Linked DNA regions of Mus musculus: region 1 is linked to region 2. Evidence: chromatin contacts called from ENCODE Hi-C or POLR2A ChIA-PET data. All regions are on one chromosome and are shown on one strand. Each heading gives the region's core, a stretch centred on a gene start or an enhancer-like site at or near the end of the contact. The rest is flanking DNA. Distances are from core to core; before and after follow the strand shown.

Region 1 (3,339 bases), core at 334-2,833, 49 kb before region 2:
CTGTCTCAAGGGCTACAGAAGTAACTTGTGGGTAAAGGTGCTTGCTGCCAAGCCTAAAAAAATGCAAGTTGGATGCCCAGGACCCACCTAGTGGGAAGAGAAAGCAGACTTCTGTGCATAGCGGGTGCATGCTCACACATACACTACTGAGTAATGTAATTATCAGGGAAAGGAGATGGCTTCAGAGCCTAGGCCCTGCCTGGATGACAAGCTCACTGGCCTTTACAAAGGATGTTGGCCAGGGCTGTTCCTCACATGGGCCTTAAAGGCCGCACCCTCGAGCCCAGCAGGGCCTCTGAAGTCACCCAATTCTTCTTAGCCATTGCTTCTCTCTGGGAGGGCAGAAGACAGAGTAGCAGTCCCTACTCTCCGTGGAGTCCTCTGGGACAGGGCCACCCTGAGCCACTGGTGTGTGCGGCTCCGCTCATGCTTGCTACCTTCTGTGGAGTCCAGGATGTTAGGCAACTGCTCTGATCTTGCACTTTTCTCAAATAGCTTAACCCCTGCTTCTTTGCCTAGAGAAGACTTGTGTGTGACTTGCTGCCTAAGGGTAAACTGAGCCCATCCTTCTTCCTGGTCCAGGACTGGGAAGGGTGGCAGCCGGCCTCAGGATCACTGGGAGCTGAGCGAAGCATTGGTTTGGGCTTCTAGCCTCAGAACAGATCTGGTGAGCTGCCGGTCCATCCTGGTTACTATAGAGAAGAAATTATTTGTCTTGCTGTTCAGGCCTCTGAAAATAATAGATTACATATTTGGAAGGGCTTTCTTTTTTATTTATTTATTTATTTTTATTTTAGATCTGCTTAACGTGAGATAGAGAAGTTGCCCCGGGGATGACATTGTTTGGTTTGGGAAGTATTCTCTGGGTTGCTGGGCAACGGGCGCTTGGAAACGGGAGTGGACTGCGTCGCCCCTGGCAACCGTTGTTACTCAGCAAACAATGAGGGCTGGGCACGCGGCGCCAGAGGCCGGCGCCCGGTTCCCATCCAGCATCTGCATGTGTTTTCTGATTAGATGATGTGGAGGTTCGCGGGAGGGGGTGGGGAGCTGGCAGGTAGCAGGCACCGAGAGTCCCACGGACTCTGATTTTAGTTTTCAGTGGAATTTTAAAGAAACTCTTTTTTTTTCCCCCCGAGACAGGGTTTCTCTGTATAGCCCAGGCTGTCCTGGAACTCACTCTGTAGACCAGGCTGGCCTTGAACTCAGAAATCCACCTGCCTCTGCCTCCTGAGTGCAGGGATTAAAGGCGTTTAAAGAAACTCTTAATTCCTGTGTTTCTAGGGTCTCTATCTGGGCCACTCTGATGGCTGACAAAGCAGAGCAGAGCCCCCAAAACACTCCCACTCGGGACGGGCTGGTGTTGGAACCTGAACCCAGAACACTCTGATCCCCTGTGCTGGGATCCCCCCTGACACTGGGATCCCAGAGTGATCTGATAGGGTACACCAAAGATGCTGGGGCAGGCTCACGACAGGTGCCTCTTGCAGGCCGCTTTCCAGCCCTGGCTGGATCAGGATCAGACCCACCGCCCTCCTACTCCTCCCTGTGGCTAGGGACAGGGACTATTTCCCAGGGCCCCGTTGCTGAGGTAAACACTGGCCTGAGTTCTGTTCAGACACCCTGCCCCCACAAGAAGCTATAAATCCAGACTTGGGAGCAGGGCTGCTCTGAGGGGATTTGGCTGCCACCTTTACTTGGGTCTCGGGTGCTCCCACGATGCACCCTGGAGCCTGTCACTAACTTCCTCTGTACATCACTCACCCCCTACTTTTCAGAAGACTATCATTTGATGCTGAGTGGCTACTGTCTCAGCGGTTTGTTTGTTTGTTTTTGAGCAGGGTCTCTCTGTGTAGCCCTGGCTGTTCTGGAACACAATCTATAGAGCAGGCTGGCCTCGAACTCAGAAATCCACCTGTCTCTGCCTCCCAAGTGCTGAAATTAAAGGCGTGCGCCACCACTGCCTGGGGGCCCAGTGTCCCAGCTATAGTGACTCAGCTTGTGTCTGGGACATTTAAAAGAATTTCAACAGGTTTCTGAACTTTCAGGGTTGCTCCCAGCACTGAATGTGACAGTGTCCTATAAAAATGGAAGCAAGCTCGGTGTATGAAAAACTGAAGGACAAGCCAGCAGCTCTGCTCCATCATACCCAACCCATGGCTAAGATCTAGTGCTCTCTGTGCAGTGGCACGTGCCTGTCACCCCAGTGATTGGGAGGCAGAGAGGAGAGAAGTAGAGTCCCTGGAGTCGAAGCCCAGCCTCACCGACATCATGAGCTTGGGTCAGCCTGGGCTGTGTGAGCTCCTGGCTTATAAGAGTAGACACACAGCACCTTTTTAGTGGATTATCTTACATGTTCTATTTATGTGAGTGTATGTATATCTTCACAGGCATGCCATAGCTCACTTGGGTGGGTCAGAGGGCAGCTTTTGAGAATTGGTTCCCTCCTTCCACCATGTGGATCTCAGGAATTGAATCAGGACATCAGAGCTCAGAGCCATCTCATTGGGCCTAACTGCTTTTTGTTTTTTAATTTCCCATGGAAGTGCTTGCTTTGCCACTTGAGTAAACACTAGCTATACCCTCCCCCATCATCACCAGTCTCAGAGCCCAGAAGATGCTGTGGGGCAGAGGGAAGACCTGTGAGCTGTGCTGTGACTGCCCACAGGCAGGAGGGATGGGGGACAGTGCCTCCTGCTCCATCTTGTCCTTGGCTGTCAGCTGCCATCCACAGTTTGGTTCCCCTGGTCAAGGTGCAGTGAGCAAGAGGAAGGGATGATGGGACCAGGACAGAGCACAGGTCCAGGTGGGCAGGAGGGAGTGGCGTAGCTTCAGGCCTCAGGGCTGTACACTGTGGAGGAACCCATAGTGAGGCATAAGGGAGTTAGTCAGGGTGAACATGCCTTGAGCCTCGTGTGCAGTGAAAACCAGAGCTAGCCAGTTTCCTGGGACCCAGGGTGCAGCTACAGACAGGCATCTGTCTACAGGGACAAAATGGTGCTGTCCTGGGAGTGACTGAGCCATGTTAGGTGGGCACTGTGTGTCTGTGCATGTCCATGTGACACCTCTGACACCCACTCCCTGAAGGCAGAGCACTGTCAGCCGCCAGCTCTACCCCAGTCCCAAGTCACCACCTTGGTAACTTCCGAGCACCCGGACATGACGGGTGAGTTTACTTTCCCCATGTAGACATAAAACCATGGCTCTCCACTCACATGGGGTGAGTTTATTCCAGAGCAAACTTGAGAATCCAGGAGCACAGAGTTAGCTGACCTCAAGTTCCTCATTTGAGCATGAAGGCTATTCAGTGGAGCTTTGCCATAATGGGACAAAGCAGTAACT
Region 2 (3,632 bases), core at 718-3,217:
TCCATCTGCAAGTCCTGGGGGAGTGTCCCCAGTGTGCCTGTTTCACCTAAAGCTGGAACAGTGTCAAGCTGGAGTGACAGGTCCGAGGTCAAGAACCCCAGCTGCTCTTGCACACCATCTGGATTTGATTTCCCAGCTCACAACCACCTGAAACTCCAGCTCCAGGACATACAAGACCCTCTTTAAAAGGTAAATTAAGGGGGCTAGAGAGATGGCTCAGAGGTTAAGAGCACTGACTGTTCTTCCAGAGGTCCTGAGTTCAATTCCCAGCAACCACATGGTGGCTCACAACCATCTGTAACGGGTGCGATGCTCTCTTCTGGTGTGTCTGAGGACAGCTACAGTGGACTCATATACATAAAATAAATAAATCTTTAAAAAAAAAAAAAGGGAGGCTGGTGAGATGGCTCAGTGGGTAAGAGCACCCGACTGCTCTTTCAAAGGTCAGGAGTTCAAATCCCAGCAACCACATGGTGGCTCACAACCATCTGTAACGAGATCTGACTCCCTCTTCTGGAGTGTCTGAGGACAGCTACAGTGTACTTACATATAATAAATAAATAAATAAATAAATAAATAAATAAATAAATAAATCTTTTTAAAAAAAAAAGGTAAATTGAAATAGCTGAGCACATCTTTAATCCCAGAACTTGGGAGTGCTCTCTGAGTTCAGGACCAGCCTAGTTTACAGAGTGAGTTCCAGGTCAGCCAGGGCTACACAGAGAAACCCTGTCTCAAAAAAACCAAAAATAAATAAATTCAAGTGTGATGTGTAGATAGGCTGAGGGTCAATGACTTTGAAGGCAGCACCAGGGGCCAAGGCAAGGCACTACTAGGTCGAGTCCCTGTAGGTCAAGGGTCATATATATTTGTCACAGCACAGCATCTTCAGACTTTAAGCCAAGCCTGTAGAGCCACCCCTCACCTGGAGGAAGGACGGGCAGAGCCTGTCCTTGTCGTAGTGTGCTGGCTTCACATGGGGCCGGCTTTTGTTTTGGCCACGGGCCCTCTTGGGCACCTGCCTTTCACGGGATTCAATTGCCACCTCTGTCTTCCCATTTTCCTGCCCATCTTCCAGGCGAATTCTTTTGGCCCCTGGCTCAGCTGGGTCTCCTGTGGGCACTTCCTGGCATGCACCCTCCTGCTTGTCTCCATCCAGATATTCGTGGAACCGTTCTTTGGTTGTGCGGTACCTGCCAGAGCGGGAGAGGCTCGATGTGCACAGGGAAAGGGGCTTGGGGGCTAATGCCAAGCTCACGTGCTCCTGCTTGCAGGAAGCTTTCCCTACTTAGAACCAGCCAGTTTTCACCCAGTGCCACGGGGACACCTGTTTTACACTTGAAGGAGCCATTTGTGTCTCTGCTCTGAGAACTGAATTGCCTTAAGGGTTGCGACACACAAATATCAATATCCTTGGTAGGCTACGAAGGAACTACAAACCCCAGCATGCTTGGCAGCGAGACTCAAGCTACCACCCTTCCCAGGTCTTTCGCTGCGAGCCATTTTTTTTTCCCTCGTGGAGACTACAAGCCCCACCATGCACCTCGGGCCCTGCTTCTGGTTCCCCAAAGCTGCCTATGTGCACAGCCGGCCTCATGGCTTGTGACAACCAACACATGTTACACTCGTGTGTCAGCAGAAGGTAGGTAAAGACTTTGGCGCCTCCGGGATGCCGCTCTCCAGGATGCCGCCACACCTCCCAGCATGCACCACTCGCACCCGCCACGGACGCCGGGAAGGCCACATCAGCTTCGCTGACGGGCGCCAGCGACTCACTGAGCTTTAATGGGCGCCACCCCCCGTTCGCACGCGCCAACCCCGGAGTCACCGCCACCACCGCTCTCCGCTGCCGTCTCCGCCATCGATGCCCCTCACACCAGCTCTGGAGTGTGGCAGGAAAGTCTTCCGGGTCGCTCGTGTCCTCTGGAGCCTACAGAAAGAAATGCGCACGCTCAGACTACAGCAATGCTGCTAAGGCGCGCGTGCGCACGACCGTGGGGGCGGGGGGGGGGGGGGCCAAGGCTGCGCAGGAAACGGAAGTGCTCAAGGGTCCCGGAGGGGTTCTTGTCGGTCATCCGTGGGTCACTCTTGATCCGTGGAAGTGAATCTGGGGGTGTGGGTGTGGGTGCAGCTCACACTCACCTACTCTGCTTCTGTCCCTTTTACAAACGAGTCTGTTATTTTATAATAAAAAACCGCAGCCCGAGCGGTGTTGCGCACGCCTTTAATCCCAGCACTGGGGAGATCGAGTCAGGTGAATCATGAGTTCGAGGCCAGCCTGGTCTATAGAGTGAGGTCCAGAACAGCCTGAGCTACTCAGAGAAACCGTGTCTCAGAAGACAAACAAAAAATACCAACAGCTTTGAAGGATCAAATGACTTCACGGGGACACGCTGTCCTTTGACAGTGCCCTTCGTGAGCCACTGTGGCCCATAAACGCGTGGCAATTTGAATTATTTTTATTGTACTGCCTTTTCTTTTCTTTTTTCTTTTTTTTTTTTTTTTTGAGACAGCGTCTCACTATGTAGCCCAGGCAAGCCTCAAACTCAGAAATCCTCCTGCCTCTGCCTCCCAAGTGCTGGGATTAAAGGTGTGTGCCAGCGTTACTTTGAAAGTGACATTTACTCATCTATTGTGTGTGTGTGGGTCTCCTGTGTGTCACCCTTATGTGGAGGTCATATGACAATGGGGGGCGGGGGTCCCTGCATCCCCATGTCGGTCCCGGGATTGAACTCAGCCCCTTGAGCCTGACATCAGGCACTTCTCCGATCCTGCAATTACTATTTTAATAAAAATGTGCTTAAACATGTAAGAACAGCACTTGGGTGGATCGGGAGGTAGTGTTTTGTTTTTGTTTTGGTTTTTTTTTTTTTGGGGGGGGGGGAGGGGGTCGAGACAGGGTTTCTCTGTATAGCCCTGGCAGTCCTGGTGTTTGAGGCCAGCCTGAGCTACATGTCTCAACCAAAGCCAAGTCAAACCAATCAGTATTTAAATTTATTTAATTCATGGAGATGGGGGTCTCACCCTGTAGCCCAGGCTGTCCCGCAACGCACGAACTAGACTCTGCTGGTTGTATAACATAAGGGGAAACAGGCCCAGAGAGGTAAAGCGATTAATTAGCCTTAGACCACAATAGCACCCTGTTTGCGCCATTGCTCTCTACCGTCCCTACTGGGCAAGATGGGAATAACAATGCATTTTAAGGCTGAGGCTCCTTTGTAGCGTCTACAATTGGGTTGTGATAAGGACACGCTCTTGGAAGAAACAGGGCTGCAAAGGGCAACGACAGAAACAAGATCCCTTCCTCAAAGCAACTCCGTCCTCTTCTGTGCAAGGCAACCCAGGCTGGCTTCCCGCAGGAGGCGTGACAGCCTGGCAGTTGATAACTGTGAAACCGTACAGACCGTTAACCATGAGGTGCAGCATTCATGGTGATGTGAATACAATGGTGCTGGATCCTTACGGGGAGCTCAGCAGCTAGTGAGGGTTTACTGTCCGCCAGGCCCGGTTCCAACCCTGAGCACAGACTAGCATCTGGGCCTCCATTTCTCCTCCTACCCCACCCCTAGTCCTTCCGCGTCCAAGGATGACCTACTCCGTACCCTTTTGAGAACCAGCCTTCCGTCCTAGTC

Evidence for each region. A loop is a pair of places that touch in the nucleus more often than their neighbours do. ChIA-PET counts read pairs that join two places held with the same protein, here RNA polymerase II (POLR2A).
Region 1: POLR2A ChIA-PET joins it to region 2 with 10 read pairs in embryonic stem cell. The contact joins the enhancer-like site here to the promoter of Dus3l in region 2. A Hi-C loop is called at or near these places in 2 of 37 maps with a recorded cell type or tissue (T-helper 17 cell and adrenal gland). POLR2A ChIA-PET finds 5 or more read pairs at or near these places in 3 of 5 experiments (Patski and embryonic stem cell).

The regions. Positions count from the first base shown.
Region 1 is chr17:56,812,085-56,815,423 of GRCm38, reverse strand. All of the region lies in intron 1 of Rfx2 (regulatory factor X, 2 (influences HLA class II expression)), which reads left to right. Among named protein-coding and RNA genes, the nearest start is that of Rfx2, 17 kb to the left of the region's middle. Within about 2 kb of position 1,583, at least 1 of the 3 ENCODE cell types and tissues checked has a DNase peak (open chromatin) inside an H3K27ac peak, as active enhancers do.
Region 2 is chr17:56,763,086-56,766,717 of GRCm38, reverse strand. It overlaps Dus3l (dihydrouridine synthase 3-like (S. cerevisiae)), which reads right to left and starts at 1,967. Exons shown (of 13, transcript NM_144858.2): 1 at 1,777-1,967; 2 at 926-1,193. The coding sequence starts at 1,862.